3 separate regions of the Mus musculus genome follow, and all the other regions are linked to region 3. Evidence: chromatin loops called from intact Hi-C (ENCODE). Cell type or tissue: left cerebral cortex. All regions are shown on one strand.

What was found. A loop is a pair of places that touch in the nucleus more often than their neighbours do. Peaks named below come from ENCODE experiments on the same cell type or tissue, not always from the same donor. Only the 100,000 strongest peaks of a DNase experiment are listed, where the experiment ranks them.
Region 1: it touches region 3 in a loop (8-fold over the local background); 5 of 42 quality-filtered maps call a loop at or near these places.
Region 2: a loop joins it to region 3, with 5 times the contacts of the local background. A loop is called at or near these places in 5 of 42 quality-filtered maps.

Annotation. Positions count from the first base shown.
Region 1 is chr5:35,391,187-35,399,186 of GRCm38, reverse strand. Hmx1 (H6 homeobox 1) reads right to left here. Exons shown (of 2, transcript NM_010445.4): 2 at 6,297-7,449. The coding sequence ends at 6,824. It overlaps A930033C23Rik (a long non-coding RNA gene), which reads left to right. Exons shown (of 3, transcript XR_003955880.1): 1 at 1-362; 2 at 499-1,300; 3 at 1,517-2,394. Among named protein-coding and RNA genes, the nearest start is that of A930033C23Rik, 4.4 kb to the left of the region's middle. In left cerebral cortex, a CTCF peak has its summit at 4,615; DNase peaks (open chromatin) are centred at 580 and 6,985; H3K4me3 peaks cover 478 bases.
Region 2 is chr5:35,376,516-35,384,515 of GRCm38, reverse strand. Gm52798 (a long non-coding RNA gene) reads right to left here. Exons shown (of 2, transcript XR_003955838.1): 2 at 6,206-6,477. E130018O15Rik (RIKEN cDNA E130018O15 gene) reads left to right here. Exons shown (of 2, transcript NR_152157.1): 2 at 1,641-5,364. Among named protein-coding and RNA genes, the nearest start is that of Gm52798, 5.1 kb to the right of the region's middle. In left cerebral cortex, CTCF peaks have their summits at 4,320, 4,526 (motif pointing left) and 5,265 (motif pointing right); a DNase peak (open chromatin) is centred at 4,521.
Region 3 is chr5:33,426,779-33,434,778 of GRCm38, reverse strand. It overlaps Nkx1-1 (NK1 homeobox 1), which reads left to right and starts at 689. Exons shown (of 2, transcript NM_011320.1): 1 at 689-1,154; 2 at 3,189-4,045. The coding sequence starts at 689. The coding sequence ends at 4,045. In left cerebral cortex, no CTCF peak of the experiment used is centred here; DNase peaks (open chromatin) are centred at 446, 2,563 and 4,204; H3K4me3 peaks cover 508 bases.

The DNA of each region.
Region 1 (8,000 bases), 2.0 Mb before region 3:
TATGCAGAGCCCACTCTGAGCGCAAGACCCTAGGCTTAGGGGCACAATGCTCTCCCAACTAGTCCTATGTTGCTACGAGGGACATCGAATCCCACAGTAAAGGCAAGGCTCAGGCCCTGGATCAGAGCCTGGGCACATGGCTCCACCAGGTAGGTCCCATGATATTAAGGTGGGTGAATAGAGGCCCCAGAAAAGAATGAGCTTCTTCAAGATTTGAACAGCGTCCCCATTCCATTCTCTCTGTCCCCCAAAAGCCCTTCTTCTTGCTGGCCCAAAGTATTGTTCCCTTCTAGAAAAAAGAGGAGGGGTGTGGGCTGCGACATATCTTGGGGCCACAATGGACTTGTACATACAATGACCAGGTAAGACTGGGCCTGGACACTGCTGGGGAGCGGGGATGCTCAGAGGCAAGCCTCCCGTTCTTCACAGCCGCCCTTAGGAGGTAAAGTGGATCCGGAAAATGATTAAGGTCTTTTCTCCACAACCAATTTCGGTCAGCCCTAAGGGCACGTGGCATCATTCTGCTTGCTTGCTTATCATTGTTTGCTGTCTGAACGGCCTGGAGGTCTGAGGAAGTCCTACTAGGCTCCGGGTGAGTTCTAGCTTCTGTCTCCAAGCTTTTAAAAAGGAAACGAATGAATTCCAGTGTAGGGCCCTCAGATCTACTCCCTGGTGTAGAGAACTCTCTGGAAGGAGTTGAGAGACAGTGGGCTCTCCCACTTCTGGCCCCCTCATTTGCCCAGTTGAAAAGAAATCCCAACATTGCTTCCGTCTCCCAGATCACGGGATGCGTGAGCCTTGGAGTCAGACTGGGACTGATTATTTTTCGAACACACAACTAGGATAGCACCCCTGTCTTTTGTGGGGGCACTGTGCAGCTGCGAGGCTCGGCGCTCGCAGTCTTAAGATGGGAGTATCGGGCCCCATCCCAGCCACGGGGATCCAGGAAAGACACAGAGCATAGTGAGCTTCCCCCTGCCCCCTGTGTGCTAGGGAAGGTCTGTGCCCAGGGACCAGGCTGAGCTCCTCCCATCAGGTGGGTCCATCTTCTGTTCTCGGCCAAGGCGAGCGTTGCCTGGACTCCACCAGCACCCGCGTTCATGTACCTCCGCCTCATTCCCGATGCCTTCCGGACCTCGGCGTCCCCACCTCCGTTACATGCCCTCGGCTCGGAAAGGAACCTTTACTATGTGACTGGGCACCTAGCCCGCGTAAGGACACGCAGGATGAGGTGGATAGGAGACGAGAGGTGAGGACGGAGGGGAGGGTCTGCAGACCGCAGCAGACTGCGAGACGCCAGGTGAGCGGCCTAGGCGGGATCGGAGGGGCGCCGCGGGCCGGGCGGGGCTGGGCCCGGCGCGGGGGCGGGGCGGGGCTGCGAGCCACAGGGTCCCTTGAGACTGCCCGGAGCGTCTAAGCCCAGTAAGGTCGGAGGAGGGCCGGCGTCTCATCCCGGGCTCCGCAGTACGCACCCCCCCCCCCCCATGTCTCTCACTCCTACCTGATGGCGAAACAGGGCCTCGTGGCACCAGCGGAAAGGTGCTGACGCGGGATATGCAGCCGCGTCCGCAGCCCGGTGGGTCGAAGCGCGCGGAGTCCGGGACCCATAGTGGGAGGCAGGACCAAGAAACCAGAGCGCCCGTCGCAGGGAAGGAGTCACTTCCCGCATGGCAGGACGCGTGAGAAGAAGGATCACGGCCACTGGGGAGAGTCGAGCGGGAGAATAACGTCGCTGTGTCCCGGGCGAACCAAGAGAACCAGCAGGCGGAGGGCGGGGAAGGGAGACATTCCAGGGCGAGCGCAGAACCATGGCTAGCAGGCGTCTGGATCCGCAGAGGTGGTGCCCCTGCAATCCCGGATCACGCAGAGCCCACGGGTGCTTGGTCTGTTTAGCGGTCTCCAGCCCAGGGCTTCCCGGAGGTCCGGATGCAGCCCTTCTCCATCCACCCTTCGCGAGTGTCGCCTGTGGGCCCCGAGCCTCCTTCCCGCATTCTGCGCCGCAGATCCCCGGTGCTCCAGAAACAGAAGACCTAGATCCCAGACCAGAAAGGCGGCCGCAGGGCACTACCCCACACTGTGTTGCAAGGTCGCGACCTTTAAGCCCTTTTGCCCCCTCCAAGGCGCCCGGACCCCGGGTGAGGAGTCCGGTGCGGTCACCGTGACCAGAGTGAGAGGGATGAAACCCCGGAAAGCGGCGTGGGGAGAAAAGGGGGTTGTTTGAGACCAAAATAGTTGTAAAGCTAAGTATGTGAGCTTTAACGGTCAAGTTCTAGCTAAGCCGCGAGGATGCACAGCTTTTTAAAAGCCGAGTTTTAAGTGAACCCAGGTGAGACTCAGATTGGGTGAAAATAAAATTGGAACGTACTGCAGCTTCTCGGGTGGAAAGTCACCCTTTCTCCGCCCCGCCCGCCCCCCGGCCCCCCCCCCCCCCCAGCACAAATCCTCGCGTTTCCACGGTCTGGTTAAACAGATTTACTTAGGTTTATTTTCAAGCCTGCCTCTGGACCTTCCGCAAGTACGGACTCCTAATCAAGCGCCTCTCTTCCATTCCCCTTTTAATTTTGCTGCGTATTTTAGATAAACCAACATCATATCATTTCATTGGTAAACTTAGAAATGTATAAACTTATGCAATTTACTTTAAAATTAAATGCACTTTAATTTTTTGTTTTTATTTTTAAGGTAACAGTCTGACTAATAAAACATAGTCCCAATAAATTCTTAATCTGGCTTTGATGTATGGTGGCAGGACACATAATTTTGTTGTTTTGTTTTTTTGTTTGTTTTTCTGTTCTGGTTTTACTGAACTGACTGGGTAACAATACCTACAAACACCTTTACGATAATAATAATTTTTTAAAAAACTACACAACAAAACAAACAAACCCAGCTCCTGCAGGAACCCTGCTCTTCCTAGCTTCCCCAATAACCCACAGGAAGCCCTAGCTTGTCCCCATTTTCCCTCAGTCCTGGAACCTGTGGGCAACCGACTGAGAGTGAGCATATGCTATGAGGACAGATGTGCCAAGGGGACAGCCACCTCTCCTTTTTCCTTCCAGGGCAACCAGACACCCAGGAATTGGCTCCAGGCTAGCTGACTAGCGGAGTTCCTGGGACCCCATCCTCCCAAGTCCTTTCTCCATGGCGTTTTGGTGAATGCCTGCTCTGGTAGCTGAGCAAGTTCATTGTATCAAAGGGGCCTCCCTCCTTCTCCAGCACTGGACTGCCCAGTCCTAGAGAACCCGCAGGAGCTGCTCTCTGGCTGGAGGCCGGCCTCCCAGTGGCTTTTCCGGCCCAGAGTCCAAGCTACAGCGAAGCACTGCTTTCATTTTCTACCTTGTTGCTGAGGGGTTGGAGGAGGGGAGCTGGGCAACAGAAGGCAGGCCAGAGAGAGAAAGAGAAAATAAGGCTTAGCTTACCTGGCCAGTGCCCAGCCCCTGGGTCTCAGCCCAGCTGGGCTGTTTTCTGGGTGAGGGCAGAGCCCTGCTCTGGGGAGCTTCCTCCCTGAGCAGTCGGATGTGTGACTGTGTGAGAGTTGTCTGTCCTGCAGCTTTCCTGCAGCTGTCAGGGTAGGGCTGCAGTTCTTGGGAAGACTTCATTGTTCCCATGCCTACTGTTGTTTGCTCTGATTTGGGACAAAGCATGGAGTCTTCCTGGATGTCCTTACTCTCTGAGCCACCACCCCACCCTGTCCAGTACCTAGAGCTAGCCTAGGGCTGCTTCCATACTCCTGGTAGAAACTCAGGAAACTCTGACCGGCTGGGAACCTCACGTGCCCTGCTCCAGCAAGAACACTGTTGGTTTCTTATACAGAATCAAGAGAGTTATGTGCCAAATGGCTTGTGATGGGGAACCTGGGGGCTCGAAAATAGGGCTTGGCCGTGAGACTTCTCTTGCCAGTAGGACAGGGTCCACTAAGGTGGACCACTTGGATCTCATGAGCAGGAGCCTCTGCAGTTCAGAGTGATGGCAGCTGGACCTCACTTAGCTGCGAAGGAGGATGGACCAGAAACCAGTGAGAGGTTAAGCTCACCTGGCAGAGACAGATCGAAACCATTCATCTTCTGCCAGCAACAGTCAATGCAAGGAGGTGTGCCTGCAATCGATGCCAGGATCCCGGACTCACGAAGGCCCCCAGCCAGGCCTGGCACCCTCTAGGACTTGAATGTTGCCTGTTGAATTGGAATCAGGTCTCTCTGCTTAGGGCTGCCTTCCTACACTGCACCCCAGAAGCTGGTGGATACTTATGGGGCATGGCGAGCTTGCCTAAGTCTGGCAAGCTGAACTAGTTGGGGAGCTTCCTACTGCATCACTGGATCCAGTTCCTAGCTCTAGGAGGGACCATGTTCCTGCTGAGTGACTAAGACTGCCATAGGAGGCTACAGGATGATTAGGGAGGTGGGAAGCTCTCCTGCCCAGCGATGCTAATTCTAATATATATATGTGTGTGTGTGTGTGTGTGTGTGTGTGTGTGTGTGTGTGTGTGTACACACACACACACACACACACACACACCTCACTTCCCCAATTGATGGAGCAAGGTTCTACTGCAGGTGTCCATAGGATACTGTCCCTTGTGGCTCCTTGTGGCAAGTGACTCTCCAAGGATATTTCACTGTGTCTTGGTACGACATTCTGATGAGGACACATTTGCTGGGCCGAAGACACCTTGTGATCAGTGTGTGATCTCAGCCCAAGATATTGGAGAGAAACGGTGGTCTCACAATGAGTTCCTCGTCCTGGGTTTAACTGTGCATTTTGAAAGGGCTGAAAAGTGAGGGGGGCCAGTGACCTGAGCCCCCTGAGACCTTGACAGTGGAGCCAGCATTTCCACCTGGACCGCTGGGGTGTGGGGTGCCATGGGAAGCACCTTTGTGTATACAGGAAAGAGTCCCACTGCTTGTGGGAACCTGTGCTGTGCTAGTGTCTGAGAAGTGCTGCCGCTGGCTGCACCCGATCCTTTCCAGGACAGTCAGACATTTATCCTGAGAACAGAACAAAAACAGCCACAAAGCCATGGGCACCAAAGTCTGGTGATGGCACAGTGGAGAGTTGAGGGGGAGAGGGAGAGGTAGGCCTGCCCATTCTGTCTGGGGACAGCCTGTAGCCTGTGTGCCTGCTGACGGGGGATTCAAGGCTTTCGAAAACTCCATTGAAAAAAATAAAACTCACCGAAGTGTATTGTCTCTCCCAGACAAAGCCTGCAAAAGCTGGTTTACTCATGGCAAAGCAGTTCTGAGTGTCCCAAGGAGGAAGAATGCCCAGGCTCCAAACTCTGACTGGCTGACTGATATGGAAGGCTGACTCAAAGATGGTCAAGGACCAATGTCCCTTCCACACCAATCTCAAAATATACAATTCTCGGGGCATATGAACGAGAGCAGCAGCAGATAGAAGAGGTGCTCCATGGAGCACCACCACCTAGGTCTCCATACTGGAAACTCGCTCTTTATACTGGGGTGGGGTCAAGAAAACACACACTCACTCCTAAGACAGACTGACTCCCCCAGGCCCCTGGCGCCTCTTCTAGGCTGTCTGGCGCCACCTTGGGCGCCCCTGGCCCCGTGTGGACTGATGGCTGCACATCTTCTCTGTGGGGTGTCTGCTTCCAGGTGGAGCAGGGAGGAAGACAGGTTTTCCAAGGTCCTCTGGGAGTGACCAGATCCCTTCAAATTTGGAATGTCCTCTCCCAATTAGGTTCAAAAGCACACCAAATAAAGCACCACTCCACACCTGTAGGTAGGAACAAGTCAGTATGGGGGCAATGGAGATGTGTGACCCAGGTGGTCCAACACTGTTCAAGCAACTTCCCCTGAGAGCACACAGAGGGTTCCAATGACCAGGGGAGGCAGGAGCAAGCACCCCAGTGCCCTGCTGAAGAGCCAGAGCTTTGTTTCAGATCAAAGAATTTCGACACACATCCTGCTGTGTGTCCCAAGTGCAGGTAAGGGCAGCGGCCACACAGCCTCATGAACTCCCATGACGGAGTTGGTGGCCAGAGAGCCCTACCTTCATCTGCCATGCCTTTGGTTTCAGTCCTACAACAGTCATCTTTCCATCTCTATTCCTTCCTCCTGGACCCCTAAGACTTCCCCAGAAGTGTAGCTGGGCCTCTCAGTCACAAGCAGAGTAAAATTTAGGATCATAAACCAGGAGGGTGGCTCCAGCCTGACTTGCCCACCTACCCCGGGGCAGCCTTTCCAAAGTCCCTAGCCAGGTTTGGGAGGGAAGTACCACACACTCAGGCCTGCTACAAGAAGCGGCTCTGTCCTAGCGACCACACAGCTGCGAGTCCATCAAGAAAACGTCCCTTTTTATTCCATATGCAAAGAAGTAGATTTATCACAGAAAAAAAAAAAAAAGTCTTGTCAAGCCAAGAGAACCAAGGCCGCCAAGAGAGAAGCCCTCTTCGGAAAAGAGGCCCAAGATGAGTTGTCCCAAGGCCCGCAGCACTCTGTACTGTCCCTTGGAAGGGGCCCCTGATGTCTGGGTTCCTGCAAGATCCCTCCCGAGAAAAGGACAATGTGAATTAGGGCCAGGATGCCTCGGGACAGTCGCCATACGGTTCCTCGGCCAGCCCATTCCAAGTGTCCGTTTGCTGACTCGGAGCCGGCATCTGCTCAGCACTCCGTGCCGGCGAGAGCTAGCGCATCGCCGCGGCTTTCCATCGGAACGGGTCTCCAGTCCTGCAGCTGGCTGCGAGTCCCGGCTGCCGCCGCTGTCCGGTACACTGTAGAGCAGCTGCCCACGGAGACGGCCGCTCGAGGGACTGCGAGGTGCGCGGCGCCTTCCCCCAACCGCCTCCTACATGGAGGGCGCCGGCTCACACTAGCCCCGGCATCTGCGCGCGAAGGAAGGGCACCGAGGCGGCGGCAGGGAAGGCGGCAAGCGGGTAAGCAAGCGCGCCCGAGAAACCAAGCAGCGGCGGCGGCGGTGCGGGTGCGGGCGGCGCCAGCGGGAAAGGCAGCGCGGGCCCCGCGGCGGCCGGGGGACTCTCGTGGTAGAGCACCGGCACGCGGACCAGGCGCTGCGCACCCGGCGGGGACAGGCTGGCCGCCTCCAGCTCCGCTGCCAGCTGCCGCTTCCACTTGTTGCGGCGGTTCTGAAACCAGATCTTGACCTGCGTCTCCGTGAGCTGCAGCGAGGCGGCGAGGCCCGCGCGCTCTGCGCTGCTCAGGTAGCGCTTCAGATCGAAAGTGGACTCGAGCTGGAAGACCTGGCTGCGCGAGAAGACCGTGCGCGTCTTCTTCCTGCGGCCACCGCGCGCCTCCCCTGTCGCCGCCGCCGCCACCGCTGGAGCCTCGGCCAACTCCGCCGCCTCCTCCCCGCCGGTCGCCGGGCCCTGCGTCGTCACCTCCCGCGGAACGGTTCCCGGCCCGGGGCACCGCGGCCAGGCGCTCTCTGCGCGGCCCATCTCCTCGCCGGTCTCCGGAGAGTCCCGGTCGCTTGCTGCAGGGGAGAAACGGGCATAGTGGCGGGTTCTAAGGGTCTGCCTTTAGGAGTCACTGAGACTGGCTTCCTCCCACCTTCAAATCCTCCTCACTCAAACGCTACAAACTGGGAAACACGCCCCGCGTACGGGTTGCGGGGGCGGGAGGGGGTTGGGGTGCCGGCAGGAAAGTAGCAGAGGCCAAAAATGAAGCCCAGGACCTGGGCCGCAGCAAACACGTGGCAGCGCACACCCAGAGAAGGACAGAGAAAATTCTCGAAAGAAAAAGGCTAATCCAAAAGACAAACTGACATCTGAGACTGCCCCTGGCTCAGCTCTACCTCAGCCCCCAACCCACCGCCAACTCACAAAAGGCTGGCAGAGGACCGGGACAAAAGAAAGGATGTCCTTCAAAGTTATGTACACACAGAGACTGACATACAACCTAACCGCCAGGGGCTGAGACCTCCCCATCACACACGTGGAGCAGACATCAAGGAAACAACTCTTAGGAGAAACAAATGCACATTCCCCAGAGAAATCCCACCGGGTGACATTGGCACAACCCCGA
Region 2 (8,000 bases), 1.9 Mb before region 3:
GCCACTAAAGGTTATTAAACTAGAAACTGTTAAAACTAGGAGAATGGTGGGCTAGGCTGACACACACCTTTGATACCAGCACTTGGGAGACAAAGGCAGGTGGATCTCTGAGCTGGAGGCCAGCCTGGTCTACAGAGCAAGATGCAGGATAGCCAGGGCTACACAGAAAAACCCTGTCTGGAAAAAAACTAACCAACCCACCAACCAAACAACCTGGAAGAGTAATCTGAAGCCCTCAGCACCAAAGGAGGTGCTGCCCACTGTCCCTAGGACTCACAGGGAAGAACTGTGGCCCTTCCTGGGCTGTGGACAGGACAGTGGCCCTCCCTGAGCTGTGGACAGGACTGTGGCCCTTCCTGGGCTGTGGGAAGGACTATGGTCCTTTCTGGACTGCCAGCACTTGGCAGGACTAGCTAGCTTTGGCTGTAGTTATACCTGCAACAGTAGTCTAGCTGTGTCTTCTCTCCTCTACCCTCTTGGCTCATGGTGGTCAGTAGTCCGTCTCCAGGATCTTATTAACAGCCACACAATTTCTTCCACATCACAGCCAGCAGGAAACTTTCTCACCCTCAGAGTTGGCAGATTTGAACCAGGCCCCCCACCCCCCACTCCGTGCTGTGCTCTGTCTCTTCACCGGTCACCTCAGCATCTTCAGCTGCAAAAGGGACATAAGACACCCACCATCCACTGAGTCAGATTGTGGGTAGTCCACAGTGTGGACAAACCTTTGTTGTATATTTAAAAACCTTCTCTTTTTTAAAAGATGCAAAGAGGGAAAGGGTTTGTTTGTTTGTTGTTATTGAGACTGAGTCTCACATAATTTAGGCTGGCCCCAAACTCACTATGTAGCTGAGGATGACCTTGAACTGATGGACATCCCTACCTCTGCGCTGGGATTACAGTCAGTCCCACTATGGTGCTAGGAATCAAACTTGCTCCTGGTAAGATAGGCAGGTCCTCTACCAATGGAGCCCTTGGCTACATTTAAGTCTGGTTATTTCTGACCCTGTGAAAGTCTCCCTTTAAAACTGGAAATAGGAAGGGGGGTTCTCTGCACTTAGGAACTAGGAGGCTGGAAGGGAAAGAAAGGGGAGGGAATGAGAAGGAGGGGAGGAGGGAGAGGGGGAAGGGGTAAAAGAGCTGCAGAGGAGGTAGAGTGGGAGCTAGGGTCTGGAAGCTGAGATGGGCCAGGACTAAGAGCTGGGGAACCAGGTGGGGAGGGAACTTGGAAAAACACAGCCCTGAGGTCCTCACCTGCTCAGCAGCACCAACAGTTGGGTGGGTTTTGTCCTCTACAGGACTCTAAGGCTCTAAAGCTGAGTTATAGCTGTGGCAGCCTGTCAGCTCCGTGGCTCTGTTCCTCTTCTTTGACCCCTCCATGTTTCTCTATGCACACGTGTAGCTTGAACCCCTCCCAAGACTGCAGAAAAGCCATTCTCCTCTGCCCAGTCTCCAGATACAAGGAGTTGCCCTACTGATGTAGGGAAGAAAGCACAGAGGACAGCACCTGCCCTCTGAATGGGGACTCTGGAGAGGACAAAGCCATGGCCAAGACTCGTCTTAGTCCAGGAAGCTTCAGAGCTTTGGGCCAGAGGAGTAGATAGACCCTGATGGTCTCACCTTGTGCTCTCCCTATGTAGGCTTGTGACTGTCCCTTGGGGCAGGAGAACATCTGAATATTTCAAACCTACAGAAGCGGACTGAATACCATCTTCCTCAGCATGGGCTCTCCTGGCTATTCCACTGGCCATCCATTTCACCCTCCAGCCAACTGCTCCTCTTGTGACACCCACCCCACCAGTAGCAGGTCCCATCATGGCAATCTGCTGTTAGAGTCTGGAGGTGGGGATTGCTTTGGTGGTTTTCCTGGAGACAGGATTCTATATTATGGAGAGCTAGAAATGCATAAATTTGGGTTCCAGCTCTGCCCGCTGATCAGCAGAGACCCCAAACATGTCATCTACTCTCTGCAGGTGGTCATTAGGCTCTCAGTGCTTGTGGCTGAGGTGGCTTCAGGAGAGTGGGGGGCAGGGAGCGAAAAGAAAAAGGGGGGCAAGAAGAAATCATCTGAGATGGATGACGGACAGCCAGATGGACGGATGCTTAGCAGGGGGCTGCCTTTCTCCTGGAACCCGCCTGGCGCTGCCTGCCCAGTCCAGCTCTTCGGATCCCCATCTTCCCCCAGCTGTGGTCACTTTAACACTGGCGGGATGTCTGGTTTTAATGTGAGGAGCATCTCGAAATAGGAGCAGGTTTGGTTTCCACAATGGAGCACAGACTTCTGCTGGAGTTATCCAGATCCCAGGGGATCATTAGACAGCTCTGGCTGCCCGTAACCCTGATTAGAAGTGACTTGAGGTTGGGGAAGCCGGTTGGAACAAAAGGCTGGATGGTCATGATGCATGAAAACTTCTCCTAAGGACTCAGAAAGACAGAGTCTTCTGGAAAGCAAAGCCGGCGACTGAGCAGCAAGGGATCCTAAAGGTGTTAAGGACTCCACCCTCCACCTAGGAGAGGATGCCTGTGGCATTTGAGCAAGGTAAGCTTGGCAAGGAGGTATACCATCTTGGGACAACCTGAAGACTTAGTTATCATCGCTCTTGATGGCCAGGGTGGTGAGGGATTGGCCTGGAACAAGCTCCTCCCCTCAGTCTCTAAGAGTTCAACAGCCTCTGCTGAATACTCAGATCCCACAAAGCCATAGGAGTGATTGGATGATGGCTCAGTCATGTACTGTCTGTTCATGTGTCATGCATTCATCCATGCATGTATCCATGCATCAACCATCCATGCATCCATTCACCCACCCACCCATCCATTCACCCACCCATCCATCTATGCACCCATCCATTCATCCATTCATTCATCCATCCACCCATCCATCCATCCATCCATCCATCCATCCATCCATCCACCCATCCATCCATCCATCCATTCACCCACCCATCCACCCATCCATCCTACTCTCAGGCATGGGGTCAGCACCTCATAAAGTTTCTTGAATGAGTGGGTTCACATCCACCAAGTGAGGTCACTGACAGGTACCATCTTAGAGTCAGAGAGCCGCCATCCTCAGCCTCTGAACCTGCTGGCGCCTCAATTTTCTCTCAGCTCCAGGACTGCAGGGCTGCAGAAGTAAACCTCGGTTCCTTAGGAAGCATCCAGCCTGAAGCGCTTTTCTTTCAAAATGAAGCCACTGAGGGAGGATGGAGATGGTGGTGCGTTCACTACTCTTTTAGTGCGCTGTGACAAAATACCCAAGGGGAGCAAGGGAAGGGAGACACCGTTTATTCTGGCTCTGGGCTTTACAGGTTTCAGCTCGTTGATCGACTGTCCTCACTGGTTTAAGAGAGACTGTTCCAGAAGGATGTGGTGGAGCAGGAGCTCACCTCAGGGCAACCAATCAGGAAACAAAGACAGAAACAGAAAACAGCTGAGGCAAGGCAGCCCCTAGTTACTCCTTCCTCCAAGTAGGCTCCCCTGCTAAGTCCCCCCCAATAGCATTCACAACAAATGCAAAGTTCAGAGGCCCCCACAATCCAGTCATCTTACAATGTCTGAGATCCAGGAACCCCAGATAATCCAAAATATCTGAATCTACCAGCTGAGGGCCAAGCCCTTAACACAAGAGTCAAATAAAACCATAGCGTCGCCCCTGGAGCTGAGGTGAGTGCGATTGCATCTTCCCTCTTTTGGAAGCTGATTAGAGCCCCTTGAGAAGGATTTCAGGACCTGGCAGAGTCAGGAAGTGTAGGATTCCCTTAGTGGGGAGGGAGTGCCGCCACTAATTCTGGGGCCAGCCTTTCTGAACAGCCCACACCTGAGGAGCAATGGGCTGTGGGGAGTTGTGCTCCCAGAATTCACAGCAACCTTGGTGATGTGCTCCTGAAAGAAGACCACCACTGCACAGAGTCACGCCTCTCCTTCCACAAAGGGCCCAGACCTGCACTGACTATTGAACCTCCCTCCCACCAGGGCAGAGTTCTTCAGGGAAAAAGCGTGACAAAATGGTGGGTCTCTACCCAGGGTGGGTCATTGTGTTTACTATGCATGGTGACTGATAAGAGTCTTATTTTTCGTCCCAACTTATTCCCAGCATCTCACAAAGCTTAAGTAGGATGGATGGAGGAAGGGATGGTCTCTCTTGCTTGCCAATGAAGGGAAATAACATGGGGGACAGTTTGTGAGATGGAACCTTGCTCTCAGCACTGAGATAGAGATGGGAAAGATAGCAGCGTTAATAACTCTTGAATAAACGTGTCCACAAAGAGCCTCCAAATCACCCAGCATTGCCCTCTTAGGACCAGGGGAGGACACACTAAATTCAGAAACAGCTTCTTGGATCAGAACCTTCCAGACACAAACCACTGGATAGATGTCTATTCGTGAGTCAGCTTTCTCTGAACTCCCTGCTCCCAATACATACATACTTCTACATGATAGAGATTTTTCTGATTTTTTTTTCCTGGAAACTTTGAGAAGCCAAAGCAGGAACCAGAGCCCACGGGTGCCACCTGCAGGAGGCTTGTGGAATTGACCCGATAACTGCTTAGAACTGTGGAAATAAACATTTCCTTGCATCCCGCCTTCCTTCCCAGAATGGCACCATACACAAGACATCTTCAAGAGTCTCTAAGGTTAATTTGGAATCTTCCTTGGTGTGGAGCCAAAGTGGGAAATTCAGAAACTTCCCATCCCCACAGTGCTTATTGGACTAGGGATTTTACAGCACAGCCTGAGGTGCTGGAAAGTGGAACCTAAGGCGTGCATCAGCAGACTAGGTGGACAGAAGGACTGAGCAGCCCAGAGACTGAAAGCCCCAACTGGACCTCCCACCACACACCAGGCAGAGCCTTCATCTTCCTCCTAAATCCAGGCCACGTCACTTCTGCTGTGTTGCTTGCCATTAGCAGCTGCTGCTCTGGACTTGCCAAGACCCCAGGAGTCTGCGTGTTAGGCTAACCACACATCATGTCTAAATACAGAGAAATGGTTGCCTTTTGTAGAAGTGTGAGGAGTGGAAAGACCCACATCCCCCATGTCTCCTTGCAGCTAACAAATGCATGACAGTCCTGTTCAGTAAGAAGATGGGGCGTCCCAGTCTCTTGCGAACTAACTTGTCCCTTTAAAATCCAGCAAGAAGTTCTTATCACCACTTAGGCTTGTTTTTAAGTACAGCAGCCAGAGGGCTGCTTTGGGGAAGTTTGACTCACCTACTTTCTTGGTCTGCAATTAGGAAAAGATGCCAGCAGGGGGCAGTCTCCATCCCCTAGCTCTGTGGTCCTCAACCTTCCTAATGCTGTGACCCTTTAATAGAGTTCCTTATGCTGTAGTGATCCCCAACCATAAAATTATTTCATTGCTACCTTTTGTTTTTAGAGACTGGGTTTCTCTATGTAATAGACCCATCTGTCCTGGAACTTGCTTTTTAGACTAGGTTGGCCTCCAACTCACCTGTATCTGCCTCCTGAATGCTGGGATTAAACACGCGCACCATCACAGCTAGGCCAGTCTAGTGTTCTTAAAACAGGCAACCAACATCAAAACTGGAGGACCGACTGGTCTTGCCAGGAGCAGCTTGCTGAATCTCATTGTGGGGACCTCACACTGAGCACAGTGACAGCTGACCAGGCATGGTTGATGGCTGTTTGGACACCCAGACTTTGCCCTCCATGGTCCCGGTGCAGAAAGGGCATGCTGGGTCACCAGGGAGGTGGTCGGTAGCACCCTTGGAGGGACACAGGGACAGACAGGAAGAACCAGTCCTAAACTAAAATGGTTCACACAGAGGTCTTAATGTCAGGTGCCTTGGCTGGATTAAACTTTGGATATAAGTCCAGGTTGGGGGATTCGATCAGGATCCCAAGCCTTGGGCATATTTTTGGTCAAGACTGAGTGACTGGGCAGGGGAGATGTATGTGTCGATATGGGGTAGAGAGGGCTCATTGTGCCTCCTTTCGGATGGGAGGGAAGATGCCCCTTCAGGAAGTCTTTGGGGATGGCTCTGTTCACTGTCACATCTCAGTAAAGGGAGGGCATATGAACTCTCCCCCTCCTGTCTCCCTCCCCCTTCCCCTCTCCCCCTTCCCCTCTCCCCCTCCCCATCCACCTCCTCCTTCCCCTCCCCCTCTCCCCCTTGCCTAAGCTCTGACCTCTGTCCAAACTACACTTTTCTTAACAAACACCAACAAAGCCAGCAGCCAGGTCCTGACAAGGTCCCAGATGGTCCATGTTCACAGGCACACTTCTGCTCTGGTGGCTCAGGTCCCTGTAAACCAGAGGCTACACCATGGTGGACTCGGTGGAGATGTTTCTTAATGAGAGCCCCATCCCCTCTCTCTCAGTCCTAGAGGGGGCCAGCAAAAGAAGCTGGAGCCTCCTGTACAGGAGGAGTGCTGCCCCTGCACTGCCAGGGAACTAAGGTACCAGGCTGATCTTGTGATGCAAATAAAGCAGGTTCCCCAGCTCCATTGATGCCTGAAAAGGAGAGAATCATTGTCAGGTTCAACTAAAGAAAAAGAGGTGAGCTCAGGCAGGCAGGTGGAGGAGGAAGGATAATGGATGGACCCCTCTCAAGAACACCCAGCATTCTGCCCAGAACCATGCACTTCCTGCAAACTCCAGATATGCAGTGTTACTTGGCCCAGGCAATTGGGACCCTGGAGCTGCTTCACATTAGAACTGCTTTTCAAAGCATCCAGCCTGGCTGTGGGATGTGTGCATGTGTGGTGTGGGGAGAAGGTGTACCTATTTCTCCACACATGCACACATGCACAACAGACAACAGACACAAAGCTGTTAACAGAGCCTCTGTCTTTCTCCAGAGGCTGCAAGCGGGCATACCCAGGGTCCCTGTGTGGAGAGAGCTCTATTAACACCCTTTTTACTAAGGCAGAAACTGAGGGGCTCCTGGCGTTCAGGAAGCTCAAAGTTGCGCAGCACACAGAACTCTGGTGCTGAGAAGTGGGGCAGGGCAGAACACTTCATAGCAACTTTTCTACTAGGACAGTAAACACTCCCTGGAAGCTTCTGCAGGGGCCAAATCCGATGGCGGGGAGCTTCTGGGCCAGCAGAAGCTAAAGGGGGGGCAAGGAGGTGCGGCCTCAGACAGCCCTGGCTCCAGAGTGGGGTGGGGGCCTCCAATTTGAAAACCAGACCTATCAGGTTTTCAGACATCTAAGTTTCTCTTGCAGGTTTCTCTGAGGTTTTGGTGGGTGGAGGACACCTAAGTTGCTTCTCAACTCATCCCAGTTGGCCTGCCCTTGTGCCTTCCCCTCCCATCCCAGAACAAGGGAGCCCGCCAAGGGAGACTTGGGAAGTGCCTCTTTCTCTTCCCTGCATTGCCGCTTGGCTCCTGGGCCCTTAGCAGTTGGGTCCCACCCACCTTTGGAAGTCCTAGAGTCCTGTTGGCAAATCCCTGAAGATCTACCGCAAGTCACTTGGCCGGGACAGAAATTAGTTTGTTGATTAGAAACTTCTCACCTTGCCCTGCAGGACAGTCTCCAGAGAGCAGACTGTACCCCTACCGCGTGGGTCATTAATTGGCAGGTGCTTCCAAAGAAGCCATCCTTGGCTGTGGGGTACCAGCCCAGTCATCTACTCCGGATTCTTTCTACAGCTGGTCCAGGTACTGCCTACGCTGGGCCTCAAGAATCCAGACAAACTCGGCTAGAGATTCTGTTTGAGCTGATTAACTCCTAAAAGCCCCTTCCCCACATCCCAGTGGGTGGCACTGATGGCCCAGATCAAGAGTCCAGGTAGCAGGATGGCTCCCTCCCACAACCTGCAGAGGGTGCCCAGCCCTCCAGCCTGGGGCCTAGAACAAGCATACAGGCAAGGTGTATGTTTGGTGGTTGTGTGGGGTGGGGTGGACCACATAGAGGAGCCTCTTCCCCGGGGGGTGGGGTGGGGCGGGGAACCTGGGCTAACCTTTCACTTCCTCAAGTCAGCACTTGCTGTGAAATCCTGTGTTCCCATTCTTGGTAATAAGCCCTTTTCAG
Region 3 (8,000 bases):
AAGAACCCCTCTCTCCCTTTCCGTCCTAGCAGCGGAAGGCGCGAGAGCCCCTGGTGCCAGGATAGCCCAGAACCCCGCGTGCCACGGCAGCAGGAGAGACCTGCCTTAGCGGTACCCTGAGCTGGGATGTCCAGGCCAACTCGGGGCGCGTGGGTTCCCACGTCCTGGGGCCTCTGCAGCCCTCCACAGCCAACTGATCCCGCAATTATTTAAAAGGCGACTGTCTCCTCCCCCTTCGCCAAGGAGGCGGGCACGCAGTTTCCAGCCCCGCGGAGGCGCAGCGGCACGGTGCTGAGCACCCCAGCCTCCAGTGGACTGTGCTCTGGCTCCGGGCAGGGCGTCTGTCTGTCCGTCTCTGCGGCTCAGTCCGTGAGTCCCGTACCGGGCCCGCCTACTCCGCTTGGGACCGTTCGCAGCCAATTAGGCGTGAGCGCTAACGAGGGAAGCGGAACCCTGCGGCCGCCTGCGGGCGCACGTGTGTGCGGCGTGTGGGCGCGTGGGCGCCTCCGGCGGGGCCGCCATAAATGCACTGGCCCGGCGCGGCGGGCGCCTGAAGCGGTGGCGGAGGCAAGGCCAGGCAGCACCAGCAGAGCGGGAACAGCTGGGCTGAGGCTGATTTTGCGGGGCGCAGGGATGGGATCCCAGTAGGTAGCGGGGGCCCGAGCCGCCTGAGCGGCCCGAGGCCCGCATGAGTACCAGCGGCCCGGCGGCACCCGGGGACGTCCCCGCGCTGCCACCGCCACCGCCCGGGCCCGGCTCGGGGCCCGCACCGCCGGCTCCTGCGGCTACAGCTCGGGACACTATGGACGGACGAGCTGAGCTGCCCATCTTTCCCCGGGCTGGAGTGCCACCGCTCGCGGCCAGCGACACTGTTCCCGCGGTGCCAGAGGGGGCTGGAGCGGCCCGGCCCGCCGCGCCCCCGCGCCCCACCTCCTTCTCCGTGTTGGACATCCTAGATCCCAACAAGTTCAACAGTAGGAGACGCCGCTGCGTGCTACTGGGCCCTGTGGTGCCCGCTACGTGTGCCCCATGCGCCCCGGCCGCGTGCGTCGCGGTCCCCGCTGCCTCCGGACGTTCGCCGCGCGCAGAGCTAGAACGCCGAGCCCTCTCCGCCGCCACAGGAGTCGCAGCGGCCGCGGGAGCTGAGCCTACAAGTGAGTATAAGGGGTTGGTGATAGGGGCGAGGACACCGACTGCTCCGGAATGTTTATGCTCCCGGCGAGCTGGGCCTGACCCAAGCGCCGCCGGGCTCTGTGGAAAGTTCGCAGAGCGCGGGGTCCGCCCCAAGCATCCGTGGCCTCCTCCCGACCCGGACTCTAGGGCCCTCACTGCTGCACGCTTCTGGAAAGGTTCTGTTGGGCCAAATCTGGGGCCTTGGGGTTGCGACTACGGTCCAGGATTCATCTAGTCAATCTTTGGTGTTGGAGGGTAGTTGGTGCTGGAGGCAAAGGGACATGCGGCGACTGACTTGGTGACTTACCCACCCCCACCGTGGCCTTCCCGGCCCTCCCCCTTTGGACAAATCAGACTAATTGTGACAAAACGCTGGTTATCTCTGGAAAAACAATTAAATCCCTTCGATTACAGTTAAAGGGAAATGTGCTTAGCGGCGGAAAGCGGCCGGTAATGGGGCGGCCCGCGCCCCCTTTGCGGTCGATATCCCATTACGGCGCATGCATATCTCTTTCAAGCACCTTGCAAACTCCCCCCGAACATCTAAATTATAGGGTCAAAATTCGGATAATTACTCGATTAAAACCTATTACACTTATTAGGGGCCGCTATTGATCGCGAATTGCATTCGACCAGCTCCTGATTGCTTTTTGTGCCCCTCCCCCGTCCTCCTCTAACTTCTTGGCCCCTGCGCCTCTCATGGACCAGAACGCTCAGGGAGAACTGGACTGGGGCCGCCAGCTCTACCAACGCGGTTGCATTGACCTTCCGTTCCTAGAGAGAGGAAGGGCAGGCCATGCAGGCTGCAGTTGGACCCCTCTCTCCGCCAAGGGGTTGGTCTACGAGGAACTCGCGGCTGCCTGCTGGAGCTGTGTAGGGAGGGAGCGAGCGCTGCACAGTTGGGAGAGGGCAGCCAGGCAGGGCTGGGGCAGGGATGACTGGCTACGTGTCGCCTGAGGGAATAGTTGTCCTGCTAAGACCTGGGAGTTGAGGACAGGACACCCGCACTCTTCATGCGACCTGGGTCATTTGAGCTGGGTTATTTTCGAGTTGCGATTTTATGCTCCAGTATGTCAGCGTCAACTCGATCTGAGAGCTGAACACCGGCCCTGGGTCGGAAAACGTGGAGGCCTCCTCTGGCATTTAAAGACCACCTGTGGGTGAGGGGCATGAAAGGTCCTCAGATTCCTGCAGAGCAGACAGACAGCCTTGCAAAATTTCAGAGGCAAAATGCAGTCATGGCGGCAGCATCTCTCTGGATGCAGCGGGATTAGCGCTCATACTCCCTCCCAGGGCCCTGCTTAGAGGTTCACAATACGCTTTCCCAGCCTCCAAACTCAACCAGCCCACGGGAAGCTGGAGCCCGCTTAAGACAGAGTCGCTGGGGAGCTGGTTGGTGGGCCCCAGAGGTCCGCAGGGAAGTCAGCACTTTGCGACGCCTAGTTTTCAGGGCCTGAAGCCTGAGGTAGGGACAGCTCCCAGACGACCGATTTTGGTTTTCAGAAGTGGCCTCCTCACAGCCGGCCGACCCCACCCCAGGCCTCGCGCCCCTCCAGCTATTAACTGTGCGGTAATTGGCTGGCCCCGCGCCCGCTGTAATTGGAAGGTAATATACGCCCAAATAAATTAAATGGACTTTAACTAGTTTGTACATTACACAAAATGAGTTTAATTAAGTTTGTATCTGCCCCGTGAATCGATCGGAGCTCTTTCTCCGCTGTACACTCCGAGGGCCGCCCGCGCACCGCAGCCCTAAAGGCCAAGGCCAGGACTGCGGATGGGGCAGCAAAGCAGCTCGACACGGAGTGGGTCCTTCCGAAGGAAGGCAGAGAGGAAATGCAAGCAATCAAGGAGGAACTGTGGCAAGGAGGAAGAAAAAGAAAATCTTTGGTGAGGGGGCAAACGAGGAAGAGGAGAAACACAACAGTTAAAAGAGAATCTCTCCTGGGGCGGAGCGGGCAGGGCGGCTGGCAGCGGGCCTGACCCTCTGTTCTCTTCCTTTTCGCCGCCCGCAGGTGCTGGGGACTCTTACAGGGCGGACGAGGCCGAGGCCAACGGCTACAGCAGCGGCAGCGGTCGCAGCCCGACCGCGGACAGCGAGGATGAAGCGCCGGAGGACGAGGACGAGGAAGAAGCGCCCGAGGTGCAGGATGCTCAGGGCACGGAGGAGCCTCGGGGAGGCAGCGGCGGTCTCGGGGCCCGCGGGTCGGGCTGCCCCGGAGCGGCCGAGGTCGAGGCTTCCCCTGTGGACGATACTGCGGCCCCAGGGCCCCGTGGGAACTCGCCCGGAGCCCCGGGCCCGCCTGCAACTGCTACGGGAGCGGGGAGCGCGGGGAGTACCCCGCAGGGCGCCGCCGTGACCACCAAGCCCAAGCGGAAGCGCACGGGCTCGGACTCGAAGTCCGGGAAGCCGAGGCGTGCGCGCACCGCCTTCACCTACGAGCAGCTCGTGGCGCTGGAGAACAAGTTTAAGGCCACTCGCTACCTGTCGGTGTGCGAGCGCCTCAACCTGGCGCTGTCGCTGAGCCTCACCGAGACGCAGGTGAAGATCTGGTTCCAGAACCGCCGAACCAAGTGGAAGAAGCAAAACCCAGGCGCTGACACCAGCGCGCCGACCGGCGGCGGCGGGGGCCCCGGCCCGGGAGCGGGGCCCGGCGCGGGGCTGCCCGGCGGCCTCAGTCCGCTCAGCCCCTCGCCTCCCATGGGCGCTCCGCTCGCCTTGCACGGCCCGGCCGGGTACCCGGCGCACAGCCCAGGAGGGCTGGTGTGTGCTGCGCAGCTGCCCTTCCTGTCCAGCCCGGCCGTGCTGTCGCCCTTCGTGCTGGGCTCGCAGACGTACGGCGCGCCCGCCTTCTATGCGCCCCACCTCTGAATCTCGGTGCCAGGACCCCGGTGGGGACCGCAGCACGCGGCCTCAAGGCCAGAGGACCCAAGGCGAGCATGGGCGTCTCTTTTCTAAGGTTTCAGTCGTTGGTCCTGTATATAGATAGCCGTTCCTACAGAAGAGAAATTTATAAACGAGTGTGCGCAGGGGCCAAACGGGAGGCTCCCGTGGCCTGCTCCAAGCACTTTGTAGAACTCTTAATAAAGCACAGGAAGCCATGCGGGCGTTTTCCCGAAGGCTCTGGCGCCGTAGGATGCCGATCCCGCCTTCCTGTCCGCTCCGGTTCTTATCCATCTGTGTGTCGCCCTGGGCAGGGACTTCAGAGCGGTTAGGTATAGTTTCCTGTCAGTGTTTAGTGTCTCATGGTCACTCTAGTAGCTTGCACTCTGTCACCTTTCTCTCTTGGGGATCGCCCTGGGTCCAGCACGGGTCTGAGTCCCCTTCCCGCTCTCTCCGAAGTGAGGCCCTTTCCCCTCTTCTTGCAGCCTGGCACTGCTGACCTCCAAATCCGGTCCCACCAACTGCCCCCACTCCCACCCCCAAGCAGGCTACTTGTGGGCAGGAAAAACATCCCCCTTCCTAGAGGAGGAAGCTGGAGGGTTGAGGTGTAACAACCTGCCAGATAGTCTACTAGCCAGAATGGAAGTGTGTGTGTGTGTGTGTGTGTGTGTGTGTGTGTGTGTGTGTGTAGTCCCTATGTGCTGAACGCATGGAGCCCAGGAGTGGCCCGAAGCTGTGGCCCACACACCCCAAAGCAGATACCGAACCACCTATGACTACAGGGAGACTACATGGCAGCCTGTTCCAGCTTTGGAAGATTTTGTATATCAGTAGGGGTGGAGACTGGAGAAGGAAAAGGGGGTTGACTGTGGAGAGGGACAGGGAGGCAACTGTTCTCTGGTCTGTTCCAGGGTCCCTGACTCTCCCTAGAAAGAACAAAAGAGCCTGCTGTGCTCCACTGTGGGGCTAGGCTTCTCCTTCAGGCGTCCTGTTTCCTAGCACAGTGAGCTTTTGGAGGGGTCTTGACCGCTAGTCAAGCGAGCTGCCTTTGGGAGTCAGGCTGAGAGTGAACTGCAGTCACTAGCACTGGTCAGAGTGCACAAAACTGGCTTCATGCTCATCAAAAGCCAAAGGCAGGTAAGAGCAGCATCTGGCAGTGAGGGGGCAGGAAGCCAACCTGCCCCTTGAAGACTGGTAGCTTCCCTCACTGACCAGGAGAGACCTGGTATCAGATTCCAGCCAGCCCACATTCCACTTTCAGACCTTCTAGGCCTAAAGGTTCCTGTCCTGACCTGATGTTTGACAGCCCTAGATGGGCACCTGGTCCAGCCTTCTAGTTCAGTGGTGCAATACTACTATCCCTGTGGTCAGGGAGTGAGAGCCATGTATGAAGTGGCTTAACTGTGAGAGGTGATGGCTTGGAGGATATTCACAGCCTTGCTGCTGAGGGCTGGGCCTCTAAGACATAGATTGCCGACAGGGAAGTCCTAAAAGGCCCCAGAAGATTCCAGAAAACCCTTGGAATCAAATCAAATCACTAGAAGCCTGGCCTGTGCAGGGGCTGCCCAGCCAGAAGCCACAGCCTCCATAAATAGGAGACGACATGCCATAGTCCTGCCCTATCTTGTCCCACCTCCAAAACGCATGGCGATCTTCTCTCCCAGGCCAACACAGGCAACCCTCGCCCACACAGCAAGATACCACTGAGCGTGAGTTGGGGGTGAGGGTGACAGTGCCCTCACTGCAAGTTTCCTCCATGTCTGTGCTCAGGGGACCCTGTGCATGAGAGGGAAAGCAGCTGCCAGCTGACCCTGGAAAAAGACCCAAGGCCCCCTTCCAGTCCTGTTTCCTTTTGCCAGCCATGCTGAGCTGAGCCGAGGATGCTGATCCAACCCAGAGTTCTCCTGGGAAGATGACTAGGTAGAGCAGGTAGCTGTGCTTCCCGGGATCCTAGCTACTCCGGCATGTGGTAATGAATTTTGGCTGAACAGGGCTCTTCAACATCCAAATGGGGGTTGGGAGTGGGGGTCAGCTCATTTGCCAAGGCTCTGTCCCAAATTCGGCTACTTGTACTCATGGCGCCCTTGGCATCTACAGAAGGCTTTGGAACTGAGCAGAGAATGTGGGTCAGGGCCTGTGAGGCTGGGAAGCAGTGAGCCCACCACACACAGCACCTCCCTTCCATCTCTGGGTTCAATGCCACAGGCTACGACATGGAGTAGTGGCTACTTCCTGGCATTCCCTGAGTCCCTGTAGTCTTTCTTGCTGGCCTCTGTATACAGCCCTTTGCCTGTGATAGAATGTTGTGCGACAAGACATTTCTAGAGAGATGCAATACACACATCTACACATCTACTCACCACAGATAGAGATCCCATGACAGAGCAAAGTCCAGGTACCACTAAATGTCAACTGGTGAGCCAGTGAGGTAGGTGTGTGTGTGTGTGTGTGTGTGTGTGTGTGTGTGTGTGTGTAGACATGGTTTCTCTGTGTAGCCCTGGCTGTCCTGGAACTCACTCTGTAGACCAGGTTGGCCTTGAAACTCAGAGATCTACCTGCCTCTGCCTCATGAGTGCTGGGACTAAAGGCATGTGCCGTCATCACCTGGTAAGCCAATGAGTTATATTGCGGTTACTTACAGGAGTGTGGGAGAGGAGTTATTTACAGGAGCAGAAATGACTCAAAGACAGCTGTATCACCAAGGTTCACCCCAGCATAGATGGCCGCTCTCAAAACGTGGGAGCCTGGATCACACTGCATAGCCTGCAGACAGCGGGACAGGCTGAAGAATGTCTTTTCCAGGTGCCTCAGTTGGTCTAAACCTCGTCAGGAAGCTTAGCTGGCTTAGGCTTCTTCCAGGAAGCTGAGCTGGTCTGAGTCTTATTTGTAGCTTGGTTATCTGAGTCTCTTAGCAGCTCAGCTGAGGCTGGCTCTCAGCTTTTATTGCTTACTGTGGGAAGGAGGGGCTTAGTGACTGTGGTCCCTCATAGGAACTTCCTGAAGCTATTTTGTGTTGCTCACCTTCCTGTTTAAATGGCTTCTTGAAGAATGGAATGTTTCAGTCTCTGAGGAAACTGTGTGTTACTCAGCACAAAACTATTGTCATCTGTCTGTGACAGATGAAATCTAGAGGGTTAGTGGATGCCAGGGCAGGGCTTAGGAGGAGCCTAAGAAGGTTGCTCAGTTCTGGCCTCTCAGCTGGCTTTCTCCACATGTGACATTTGGTGAGTTTTGGGGTGTAGATTGTACTGTTTCTGGGGAGGCCTCTAATTGTAGAGTCCTACAACTCTGCTTTGATCAGTTTTGTACAGGCACAATTTGTCTAGTTTTTAACTAGGCCTGAGACCCCTGGATATGGTAGCACATGCCTGTAACCCTAGGGTTCATGTTAAACCCCAGGGCTCACCCAGTGGCAGAGGCAGGCAAATTTAAAGTTCAAGATTGTCCCTGGCTACATTGTGGGTTTGAAGCCAGCCTAAGATACACGAGACTCAGCCTCAAAAACAAGACTAAGTTTTGCTTCTTTGAAGGGCACATGGGCTAAGTTCTGGCTACACAGCGATGTGTGCTGGATAGGACACCAGAAGGTGATTCATGGCAAGTCTCAGAAAGCAGATAAGATACTCCATTCTCTCTTTGTAGACAATGTGATGACTGAAGCCAGATCCCTCTGGCTGTTGGCGTAGCTTGGGAAGATAAAGCTTGTGTGCTTGCCTGCTGTCCCACAGTATGGACAGAGATCAGATCTTAATGGTGTCATGTAGCCTCCTCAAGCCCAGCATGACCTCTGACAGAAACATCTTAAACCTACTATTTAGTTTTCAAATTCATTCCGATACTCACTTTTATAGCGGTGTGCTTTGCCTTCCCTGTGGCCTGACCCGTTGGGTCTGCACCAGCCCCAGCACCTCCAGGTCTGCACTCTCCTATAGCAGTCCTACAG